Linked DNA regions of Homo sapiens: region 1 is linked to region 2. Evidence: read pairs that join two places in POLR2A ChIA-PET (ENCODE). Cell type or tissue: Panc1. All regions are shown on one strand. Each heading gives the region's core, and the rest is flanking DNA. Links, peaks and the distances in the headings are about the cores only. Region 1 overlaps LOC124903006 (a long non-coding RNA gene). Region 2 overlaps NUAK1 (NUAK family kinase 1).

What was found. ChIA-PET counts read pairs that join two places held together with the same protein. Peaks named below come from ENCODE experiments on the same cell type or tissue, not always from the same donor. Only the 100,000 strongest peaks of a DNase experiment are listed, where the experiment ranks them.
Region 1: POLR2A ChIA-PET joins it to region 2 with 11 read pairs; 6 of 35 experiments call an interaction of 5 or more read pairs at or near these places.

The regions. Positions count from the first base shown.
Region 1 is chr12:105,558,980-105,564,353 of GRCh38, reverse strand. It overlaps LOC124903006 (a long non-coding RNA gene), which reads right to left. Exons shown (of 2, transcript XR_007063439.1): 1 at 2,595-5,374. Among named protein-coding and RNA genes, the nearest start is that of CASC18, 140 kb to the left of the region's middle. RefSeq lists an enhancer at 1,876-2,655. In Panc1, for the core only: no CTCF peak of the experiment used is centred there; DNase peaks (open chromatin) are centred at 1,843 and 2,133; H3K4me3 peaks cover 1,008 bases; H3K27ac peaks cover 4,624 bases.
Region 2 is chr12:106,126,537-106,131,910 of GRCh38, reverse strand. All of the region lies in intron 1 of NUAK1 (NUAK family kinase 1), which reads left to right. Among named protein-coding and RNA genes, the nearest start is that of NUAK1, 9.7 kb to the left of the region's middle. RefSeq lists a silencer at 1-280 and enhancers at 497-1,246, 1,247-1,996. In Panc1, for the core only: no CTCF peak of the experiment used is centred there; a DNase peak (open chromatin) is centred at 5,250; H3K27ac peaks cover 5,000 bases.

The DNA.
Region 1 (5,374 bases), core at 154-5,153, 570 kb after region 2:
CTGCAGTCCTCCTGGTTACATCTTGACACCACTGAGTCACACACTGCACATGCCCAAGATGCATGCATGGGTCTACTATGGACATGCAACGTGAAGGCCAGTTGGCCTGGGCTGGTAAAGGAAGCTTGGTCTTCTCAGCCTCTCTGAAATCTCCGCCTTTTACAACTATCCAGTTAACCAAGTATTTTTGGATGCCTACTGGGTGCCCAGTTGCTGAGGATACAGAGATAAGCAAACTACAGCCCCTGTCCTCAAGGGTGGAGAAGCTATAGGCAACTTCACAGAGCTCACAGTCCTCCACAAATAGCCATGTTTTGAGAGCCAACTCCAGGTCGGGCTCCATGCTAAGTGCCTGACATGGGACATATCACTTAATCCTTAAAATATTCCAGTGAGAAACTGAGCCTCAGAGTGTGTCAGTAATTTGCTCAAGGTCACGCAGCTGGAGTGATGATAAGCTTATGGAGAAGTGGTTCGACCTCTTCTTGCCAGAGGAGATATAAAGAATTAAAAAGTCATTTTCTCCTTTTCTGAACCAATAGCCAAGGAAAACATTTAATATAACTTCTGTTTTTGTTTGATTGATTTGGTTTGGTGCTTTTCTTTCTTTTCTTGTCTTTGTTTCTTTTTCTTTCTCTCAGGAGAGGGGAGGTGGCTCTCACCTGTAAGGTGAAGTGTGGTGAGGTGCAGTGTCTCACCTGTAATCCCAGGACTTTGGGAGGCTGAGGTGGGAGGACCACTGGAGGCCAGGAGTTTGAGACAAGCCTGGGCAACAGAGTGAGACCCCATCTCTTAAAAAAAAATAAATTAGCCAGGCGTGGTGGCACGTGCCTATAGTCCCAGCTACCCAGGAGGCTGAGGTGAGCGGATCGCTTGAGCCCAGGAGGTTGAGGCTGCAGTGAACCAAGAATGCACCACTGCATTCCAGCGTGGGCAACAGAGCAAGACCCTGTCCTCAAATAAAAAATAAATAATACATAATTTAAAAAAAGAAAGACAGAGGAGAGGTGACTCAAACTGAGATGTTATGTGTTTTCCTTGAGATTGGGGAAGAAACCGTGGTTTAAAAGTCTCTGATAGTGGAGACCTACGGCACCAGATAGTGGATAATGAAGCTTGGGCCTAGGGATAACACAAGGTCACAAGCTGTGGGAGCCTCTTCCCAGACCCCCTGGCCCAGGGTTGGGATAGAGGAAGATGAGGAGCCCCTTCAAAATGGTACTTTGCAGGCAATGAGCAATTATTTCTTCATAGTGGACCCAAGGCCAGGAAGGTGCCTTTAGATCTTGCTGAATTACCTAATTCCCAGGGCTTCCTTATGCCCCCAAAAAAGAAAGAAAGAACCCCTCACTGCCCCCCCTGCCCCATCAAAAAAGACATAACTAAGAATGGGTTGCCTGCCAGCCCTGGCAGGTGGAGAACGAAGCCAGATTTATTTGCTTTAGAAAAATAAAGAAAACGTGACGCTGCTCACACCCAAGTGTCTCAGAGCAAATCCGCACAGGTTCCAGCTGGTGCTGGGAATTTCATGCACCCAACCTCCCTCAAAAGAACACAGGGCTTCGTGGGCCTCTGCCCCATTAAAGAACGACTCTTTCCCCACTAAAACCATCACTTCTGGCTCGGCATTGATGAAGGCACAACGCAGCTGGCGAAAGTACAATAATTAACTCGAGCGCTCCTGAAAGACGATCACAATAATTTATATTTCTCCACCGCCCTCCATCCCCCTACGAGCTTTCCAGATTTTATGGCCATGACTCACCTCCGCTACCGCTGTGGGGCAGCTCCAAGGGAGCGGGCTCACTCACACCACACCGCAGTTTAGGCAGAATATTAAAAAAAAAAAAAAAAAAAACCAGCTAATTACAAGTGAAATGCTCCCTGTCACAAGCAGGCCAGCTGACTTCATGCCTGGGCGGCAGAACGCAGAACTGCGATAAAACTCCCAAGTTGGTCCTTATATTTTTTAAAAGTCAGATTGCTCAGCCATGATCTCACAGCCCTGCACCCCAGCCAGTGGCCCTGAGCCAGTCTTTGAAATATGACCTCAGACAAGGCTGGTGACGGAGTGGCCCTTTCTGGCAGGGTTCATCTTAAGTCAGTTTTCCTATAAGGCCTCGTCCTTCTTGGGCTGCCTGAGAAGGCCCGTGTGCCCCCTCCATACTCCCCAGCACCAAATACTTGCTTGACCCAATGGCGAGGCCACCTACAGTCTGATGGCAGTGCCACACTTTCTCCCGGCAATCCACCCTTCTCTCTACTCCTGCACATTTCTGTCTGTACTAGACACTTGGCTCTTATCCACACTCACTCCTGTAGTGTGATTCAACTCCATTCAATCAGCAAATGTCTACTTGCAGGCATGATAGCATCGTGGCTGAGAACACAGCATTTGAATTAAGAAATAATATGGCTTTGTATTCCACATCTCTCCATTACTAGCTGCATGAACGTGGGCAAGTAATTTAATCTGAGCCTCATTTTCTCATTTGTAAAGAGAAGGAAAATGACATGTACCCCACGTGGCTCTTGATGTAGGAATCAATGCATGACACAATGGTGAAGGCCACAAATTGTAGATTACACCCTACCAGCAACAATGACGGTCTTCTGGGTGGAGTGGACATTCATGCAGGAATCCTTTACATTTCAAAGCAGTGCTCTGGTTCAGTGATCCAGATGACTAATGTTTTCTGATGCTTCCAGGCTTTAGGGTCCTGAAATTCCTTTGGAAGACATTCTGGGGACTCTTTCGTATCTGTACATGACCAAAATGTTCCATGAAGATAATGTAAGAAAGAAGAGAGAGTCCTAGCATCAGCTCATACTCTCAAATTATATCATTTTCCTTTGGGAGTTAATAGAGAGGGCACTGCAATCCAGCTTCCCAGATTCTCCCAGTTCAGCCTTACTTGATGTATAAGAACTCAGGAGTCTGCCTGGTATGGAAGACTGACCAAGCACTAGATTTGCAGCCAGGAACTCTGGATTTAAGTCCCAGCTCTGCCACTTTCTAACTGTGCGATCTTCAGGAAGTCATTCACCCTCTGTGAGTCCCATTTTCTTTCTCTGTATACAAAGTCTCTCATCCATGCTCACTGTGAGGATCATATATAAAAATGGGAGAAAGAGCACGTTATGTAATACTAAGTAGGAGAAACAAACTGTCTGGTAGCACGTACTCCCCTGCAAAGAAATCACCACCTGCCTCAGTATCTCTATTTAAATCAACAATTGCTGTGCTAGGCATCGAACCAGAGGAACTAAAAGGAAGGATTTTAGCATTCTTCCCCAAGAATCTCTCAGACAGGATGAGAAATCTATCCCAGATGCCATCTGGGTTCCCCCAAGCCACTCTGCAAAAGAAATGGCATTGAACTCATCAGAAACTACACTCGTCACCTTTCATGGGAACCAAGGCATCTCCACAGTCCCTGCAGGCAGCTGACAGGTGGGCTCTTCATGTTTCTTTGGCCCACCCACTCCTAGGTCACCTGGGATGCCACCGACCCATGAGTCAATGTTTTCTCTGGTTCTACAGAAATTCTTCTTGCTTCAAGAATTTTATCTTTACTGAAGATTTGGAGAATCCCAGGAAGAAGGAACATTAAGCGGGACACATCATATTTTGCCATCTCCCTGGTTGCTCCTCCATCCCCTGCCACTCAAGTGCAACCACAGACACCCACTTGGGTTGTGTCAGGTGTCCTCATCTCAGCTCTACCGGACTCAGCATCTGCTGCTGGAGAGAACTCACATTCTCGACAAACATGGCTGACATTCTCATGTCAGGGTCTAAAAAAGTAAAGCTCCCTCAGTAATATCACAAAAAAAATCAAGAACTCCTAGAGTATCAATCTGAATGTAAGTATCATGCAAAAGGTGTAAGATCAGGGGTACAAATTGCAGAGGTGATATCGAGTTCCCAGCTGATTGTGGCATCAGGGACTACCTCTTAACTGGGTGTTGAAGAGCAGGGCAAATCCAGCATCCTCAACAGCAGGAACAGCATGAGCAAAAGCTCAGAGGCAGGGAGACACCAGATACGTTCAGGGAGCAGTGAGTGGACAAGCTGGCTGCTGCCTGGCAGATGGAAGCTACGAAGGTAGAGAGGGCCAGTAGCAGAGAGCTCAAAATGCCAGCAAAAGGGGTCCGCACTATTTTCTCCTAGAGTCCTTCTATTTTTCAGCTGGATCTCTGAGTATGCCAGATGGAGTGTGAAGAGGAGAAGCAGGAGTCAGAGATACCGATGAGGAAGTTACACCAACCACCCCAAAATGCAAAGTAAGGACCTAGAACTGGAAGCGGGGCAGGAGTAAAGGAAAGAAAATGATGGGAGTTGGAGAAAACAAAACACAGGACCTGGGAGACCTGGCTTCTGAGTAGAGGAATAGGATAAGAAAAAGGAAAAGCAAAGGCAAACCTGGGGTTTCAAGCCTAAGTAGGGAGAGAAATGCGGACATTGGGAAGGTATCAGTTTGAGGAGAGAAAAGATGAATCCTGATATGTGGCAGTAGGAAGGCTGGAGAGAACCTTTCTCCCACATCCTCTGCTGACTCCTAAAGGCCTATGCTCAGGACCTTGATCAAGACCAAAACCAGTGGCCAAGACTCCCTTGAAGCTGACCAGGTGGCCAGGGCCATGGGTCCAATGCGCCTTGTGGATCCCCTGAGGCTGATCCTGGCTTTCTCACTAATCAGTACTTAGTCCATCACCCTCTTGTCATAGAAGATGGATCATCCCATTCTGTCCTCCACAACCCTTTGGAGTGGGCATTCTCACCTTCCTTGCCTTTCCCGGAAGGGAGGTGAGACTATGAAAGTCGAGACTCAGCGTAGGTCACACACCAGCAAGCAGCAGCCAGCTCAAACGCAGGCCCTGGGAGACCGCATTCACACCACTGCACACAAAGCACACAATGGGTGAAGTCCAAGGGCAAAAGGAGTGAAACCTGAGGCTGGTCCAGAGTTGAAAATCCTGAGTGTAATTGCTGTCCAGAAATCATGAAGTTTGTGTTGATTTCTTATGATGCTTAGATAAGGCTCTGGACCAGGCTCCTTGGAAGAAGCAAAGAAGTATTAGTGGAGATCTCTGCCCACGAAGCACTTGCAACTTCACAGGGCAGATGAGACTCACAGAAACAAACACTAGCATGATAAGTACATGATTCTCTTGTTTTATTTTCTTCATATCACCTATCACTAGCCTAATGTGCCCAATTTAGCTGTTTGTATGTTTATTGTGTCTTTCCCCATTGGGAACAAATGGCAGCTATTTGCTAATAAATCCCCAATGTCCGGAAAAGTACCCAACCCCTAAAAATCATGCATACCCAAATCCTTGTCTCAGGCTCTGCATCCAGGCAACCAGA
Region 2 (5,374 bases), core at 264-5,263:
CAGAGTAGGAGGGGCTGGGCCTGATGACCCACCGTGAATGGAGTCTGGCTGAATTGATAAAATTCCCTGGAAACAGCCCAGGAGCAGCCAGATGTTGGCTTTACAGCGAAACTCTTCGGTAAACTTTTAACTGCATGTGAAAACCAGGGCTGGGCATTTCCACTTCTAGGTTTACCCAGGAGAAATGCAAACATATGTCCACACAGAAACTTCTACACAAATGTCTATAGAGCATTATTATTAGTAAGAGCCCCAAAGTGGAAGGAACTGATGAATGGGTAAATAAAAGCTGGCACATCCATTTCATTTGTGGAATATTACTTATGATCTATTCCATAATTTTATTTATGGAATATTTTTGGACTGTTATTCAACAGTAAAAAGGAATGAGGTACTTAATACATGTGACAGCATGGATGAACCTTGAAAACATTATGTTCAGTGAAAGAAGCCAGACACAAAAGACCACAGATTGTATGATTCCATTTGTATGTAATGTCCACAAGAGACAAATCCATAGAGACAGCGTAGATGAGTGGGCCTGCGGGTGGGGTTGGGAGTAAATTGGGAGTAGCTGCTAATGGGTGTGGAGTTTTCTGGGGGGTGCTGAAAATGTTCTAAAATTGTGATGATGGTTGCACCCCTCCGAATATACTAAAAACCCCTGAATTGTGCACTTTAAATGGGTGAATTATATGATATGTGAATTACATCTCAATAAAGCTGGTAATAACTTAAAAAGGGGGGGGCTCAGGGTGGAGAGTGGGAAAGGGGTGGAAGCCTCTATCTCTCAGGCCTCTAAGATTCCAACCTCTGGTTCCACAGAAATCTCATGCTCATTTTGTGAAAGAAGCGAAGACAATCTCCTGCCAACCATGGTCAACATAGAGAGCCCCAGGGCCAGGCTGCCTGTGTCTGTATGCCAGCCCACCCCTTGAGAGCTGTGTGACCTTGGGCTAGTGACTAATTTTTAACCTCTGGGTTCTTTGCTAGGGCTCACAATAGTTCTTCTTTTATGGATTGTTGAGAGGAAGCACCGAGGTGACATAGCTAAGCCTTTTGCCTGGTGCCTGGCACACAGTAGGTACACAATAGATGCAGCCAGGGCGATTGCTACTCTACAAGGCACCTTTGTGCAAATTAAAAAAAGGCCTCCTCCAGGTGGATACATATGAAAAGGCTTCTGTCCTGGCCAGAAGCAGCCCCTCTCCTACTAGCGGCTCTGTGAGAACGACGCGGGCTGGGGCCCATTCACCTGCCCATCGGCTGGTGCCTTGTGCATGTATGATCTGCACATCCCTGCTTGGCAGCCCTGGTGGTAGCTTGCTTTCTTCTTCCTCTTAGCTACCACTTGTCAATACTCTGTGGCTGAAGCTTCCCCATAAGAAAGACCTAACATCCCCACATTGGGGCTCAACACACCTGCTCTTCTTTTCAATCTAGCAATAAACCAGATAGATGTATTTAATGTGTGCTTAACAATGTGTCCAGCACCATAGGGACTTTCAGAGGAGGATATTACAAGTCCTGCCATTGAGATACCTAGAATTTAGTTGGGGCTATTAGATTCAGACATCTGGAATAATCTGAGAACAATGCAATAATCTGAGTATAGAAATGAGGTGTCGAGGCTGGGCACGGTGGTTCACGCCTGCAGTCCCAGGACTTGGGGAGGCCGAAGTGGGTGGATCACCGGAGGTTGGGAGTTTGAGACCAGCCTGGCCAACATGGTGAAACCCCGTCTCTACTAAAAGTACAAAAATTAGCCAGGCGTGGTGGCGCATGCCTGTAATCCCAGCTACTCGGGAGGCTGAGGCAGGAGAATCGCTTGAACCTGTGAGGCGGAGGTTGCAGTGAGTCAGGATCGCGCCACTGCACTCCAGTCTGGGTGACGGAGGCAGACTCCGTCTCACAGAGAGAGAGAAAAAAAAAAGGAATGAGGTGTGGAGGAAGAAATCCCAGCTGTCGAATCAGACAGACTTGGGTTCAAATTCTGTCCTGCTACCCAGGAGCTAGATGGTCCCAGGCAAGCTGCTCATTTTCTCTGGCTTCTGTTTACTCATCTGGAAAATGCAGCTATGAAGTATCCTACCAAGTGCAAAATATCCTACCAAGTGAGATTGCCATCAGAAATAGGATTTGGAAGCTTCCAGCACAGAGCCTGGTGCATAGTAGGCTCTTGAAAACTAGAGGTAATATTACTGTTTCAGGGAGAAGTACTAGGGTGGAGTACCCAGTGACCTTCTTATCTTGGCTCATGGCTCTCCATGCTTAAAATCCTCCCATGGTTGCATGGGACCCAAAGTCTGAATTTACCATGTCCTTCAAGGCTCATGCATGGGTCTTCAGACCACCACTTCCTTACTTCTTTGTTTCAGCCCCGTGTCTCGTGTCCTTGTGAGCACATGGAGAGTGTGTGTTGGACTATTTGTAGGCTCCATTCTTCCTTGTCTATTAGAAAGGCAGCAGGGCTGCTGTCTGTCTCACTCGTCACTGCAGCCCAGCCTGTAGCCCAGTGCTAGGCATCTAGTGGGTGCTCAGTAAGAATGAATGAATGATTGAATGAACAATTGCGGGAAGAAGCACCAGCAATCCTGAGAAGGGAGAGGTCTGTGAAGGCGGGAGTCAGCAGGGAAGGCCCTGGGGCTCCATCCTCCTCCTTCTCTGGGTCACGCTTCCCCTTAGCATTGTATGCACAGCATTGCCAGGTGCTTCTCAGTGACAGCAGCTGGAGAGGTGGCTCAAGCCCATCCCAAACCCATTTCCCACTCTTGGAGGCTGCTCCAGGCGGGTAGTTTTTCAGAGCTCAGCAGCCTCCTCAGGCTGCTCTCACACTGGCCTGGCTTCGTTCAGAGTCCAGCCCTCCATCTGAGAAGCCCAGGTAATCAGCTCTGCAGAGTGTGCAAGGTTTAGATGCAAAATGCATCTGCAAGGTTTTCAAAACATTTTTTTCTGGGTTGTAAATCAAGTACTTTAAGTATTGCAAACCGGCTGGGGTGCGGAGTTAATGTATGTCTTGAAAAAACACCATCATGATTTGCCTTTTAAATTTGAGAAAAGAATTCCACTTCCCTTACTTTTATTAGAGATATGGAGATCTCCAGGGGGAAGGCGCTAAGTGGAGGCTGTGGTAGGTGTTAGCTCCTTCCCTGGAAGGGCGGGGAATGGTGAGTGGCTTAGGGCTCAACTTTCGTCTGTTTGGCTGAAGGGCAATTTCCCTGTTTAAAAAAGGTAGCAGCTGCTTCTCTTAGTTATCTCCAGCGGGACCCCATTCACTTTTGTCTGTGTCAGGCTCACGGGCCACAAAGGTGCTTGATTGCAGCAGGTTCAAACGAAGCCTTGCTGGCTGCTGCCATTTCACTATGAACTGGGCTCAGCTCACGAGTGGTTCACCCCAACTGCCAGAGGTCACTCATGTCCCAGTCTTCTACAGGATCATGGAAGGGAAGTGGACCGTCCAATCTATACATCAAAAAGGGAAGCGGGAGTGGTGGCTCATTCCTGTAAATCCCAGCACTTTGAGAGGCCGAGGTGGGTGGATTATTTGAGGTTAGGAGTTCAAGACCAGCCTGAACAACATGGCAAAACCCTGTCTCTACTAAAAATACAAAATTGGCTGGGCACAGTGGCGCACACCAGTAATCCCAACTACTCAGTAGGCTGAGGCAGGAGAATCGCTTGAACCCGGGAGGCGGAGGTTGCAGTGAGAGAAGATTGCACAATTGCACTCCAGCCTAGGCAACAGAACGAGTCTCTGTGTCAAAAAAAAAAAAAAAGAAAAAGAAAAGAGAGAATTTGGAGCTAGGCTTCCTGGGTTTGAAAGAACATGAACCTCCAATGTAACCTTGAGATAATCAACTGTGACTCGGTTTCTTCGTCTGTGAAATGGGAGTTGCAGTGTTAACAAATTGTATGTCGAGTTCTTAGAAAAGTGTGTCGCCCACAGTGAATGGTCCATAAATCTAAGTTTTGGAAGGAGGCCTCTTTGGAAAGGCAGGATGGGGTCTTGGTCCTGTCTGTCCCTGCAGCAGCCTGGGCACGGGGCATTGCACACAGTAGGTGCTGCTGTGTCGAGCACACTTGCTTCACTTGTAAATTGAGGGCCTGAGACAAAAATGTCCTTAAGGGTCCCTTCCAGCTCGTAGGAAGAGAATCCTAGGATTCACTGAAAGGCTGCATTTCCTATTGCTTGTTTTTTGGCAGAAGGGCTCCTTGCTGGGGAAAGCAGGAAGTATCTTCAATTCTCATACACACTTTGCAAGTGTACGGAGAGTCTCCCTGTGTAGACTGTCAGCCTATGTTTAGGGAGGTCTGCTCGCCTTCCCTGCTCTCTGGTTCTGTGGGATGCAAATACATTCTATTCAGCTCAAGGCAGCCAAGGCTTTCTGAAACACGTGTATGAGGTGGCTTCTGAACTAGACTCTATGTGAGACAGAAAATGTTCACCCATGCTGGGTGTGGTTGCTTCTGCCTGTAATCCTACACTTTGGGAGGCAGGGGGATCACTTGAGGCCAGGAGCTCTAGATCAGCCTGGTCAACACAGTGAGACTCCCTCATCTCTACAAAAAAATTGAAAAGTTAGCTGGGCATAGTGGCCTGCGTCTGTAGTCCTGGCTACTTGGGGGGCCAAGATGGGAGGATTGCTTGAGCCCAGGAGTTGGAGGCCACAGTGATCTACGATCACACCACTGCACTCCAGCCTGGGCAACAGAGCAAGAACTTGTCTCAAATAAAAGAAAATAAAAAGAAAATGCTCATCCTCAAAGAACCTCTCAGTTTTCTCATCTGTAAAATGGGTTGGTAATAGAACTTAACTCCTAGGTTGTCACAAGGACTCATGGACCACACACACTCTGAGAACAGTGCCTGACATGAAGCCACTTGTCAAGCAGTGTTATTTGTTATTATTTGTGATTCAGAGGAGGGTAAGCTCATGTTCTGCTGGGCAGCTCAGAGGAATCTTTGCTCATTCCTTAGATGCTTAGACTTTAAAGGGGCTTTGCTTTTGGTCCCAGTGAGGCCAGAGGCTCCTGGCTGCCTCTGCTCTCAGGATCTCCCTGTGGACACCACTTATTCTTCCCAAGGCTTTAGCAGTGATTGGGCACATTGAGCACCCAGGAGAGCTTGGCTTCTTGATCCTGGATGACAGGTAGGCTAGAGGCAAGATTCCAGGGATGAGGAAAAGACTTAAGAGAGCCCTGTCCCCAGGGGAAGGGCTGTTTTTGCAGTCTCACTTAGAGGGAAGAATTGACTCATATGTTTACTACTATTTCATCCTTGAAGATGAACAAATAAAGCTAACCTTTACTGAGCACTTTGCCAGGCTCTGTGCTGAGTAATTTGCCTGTGTCATCTCACTGAATTCTTAGAACC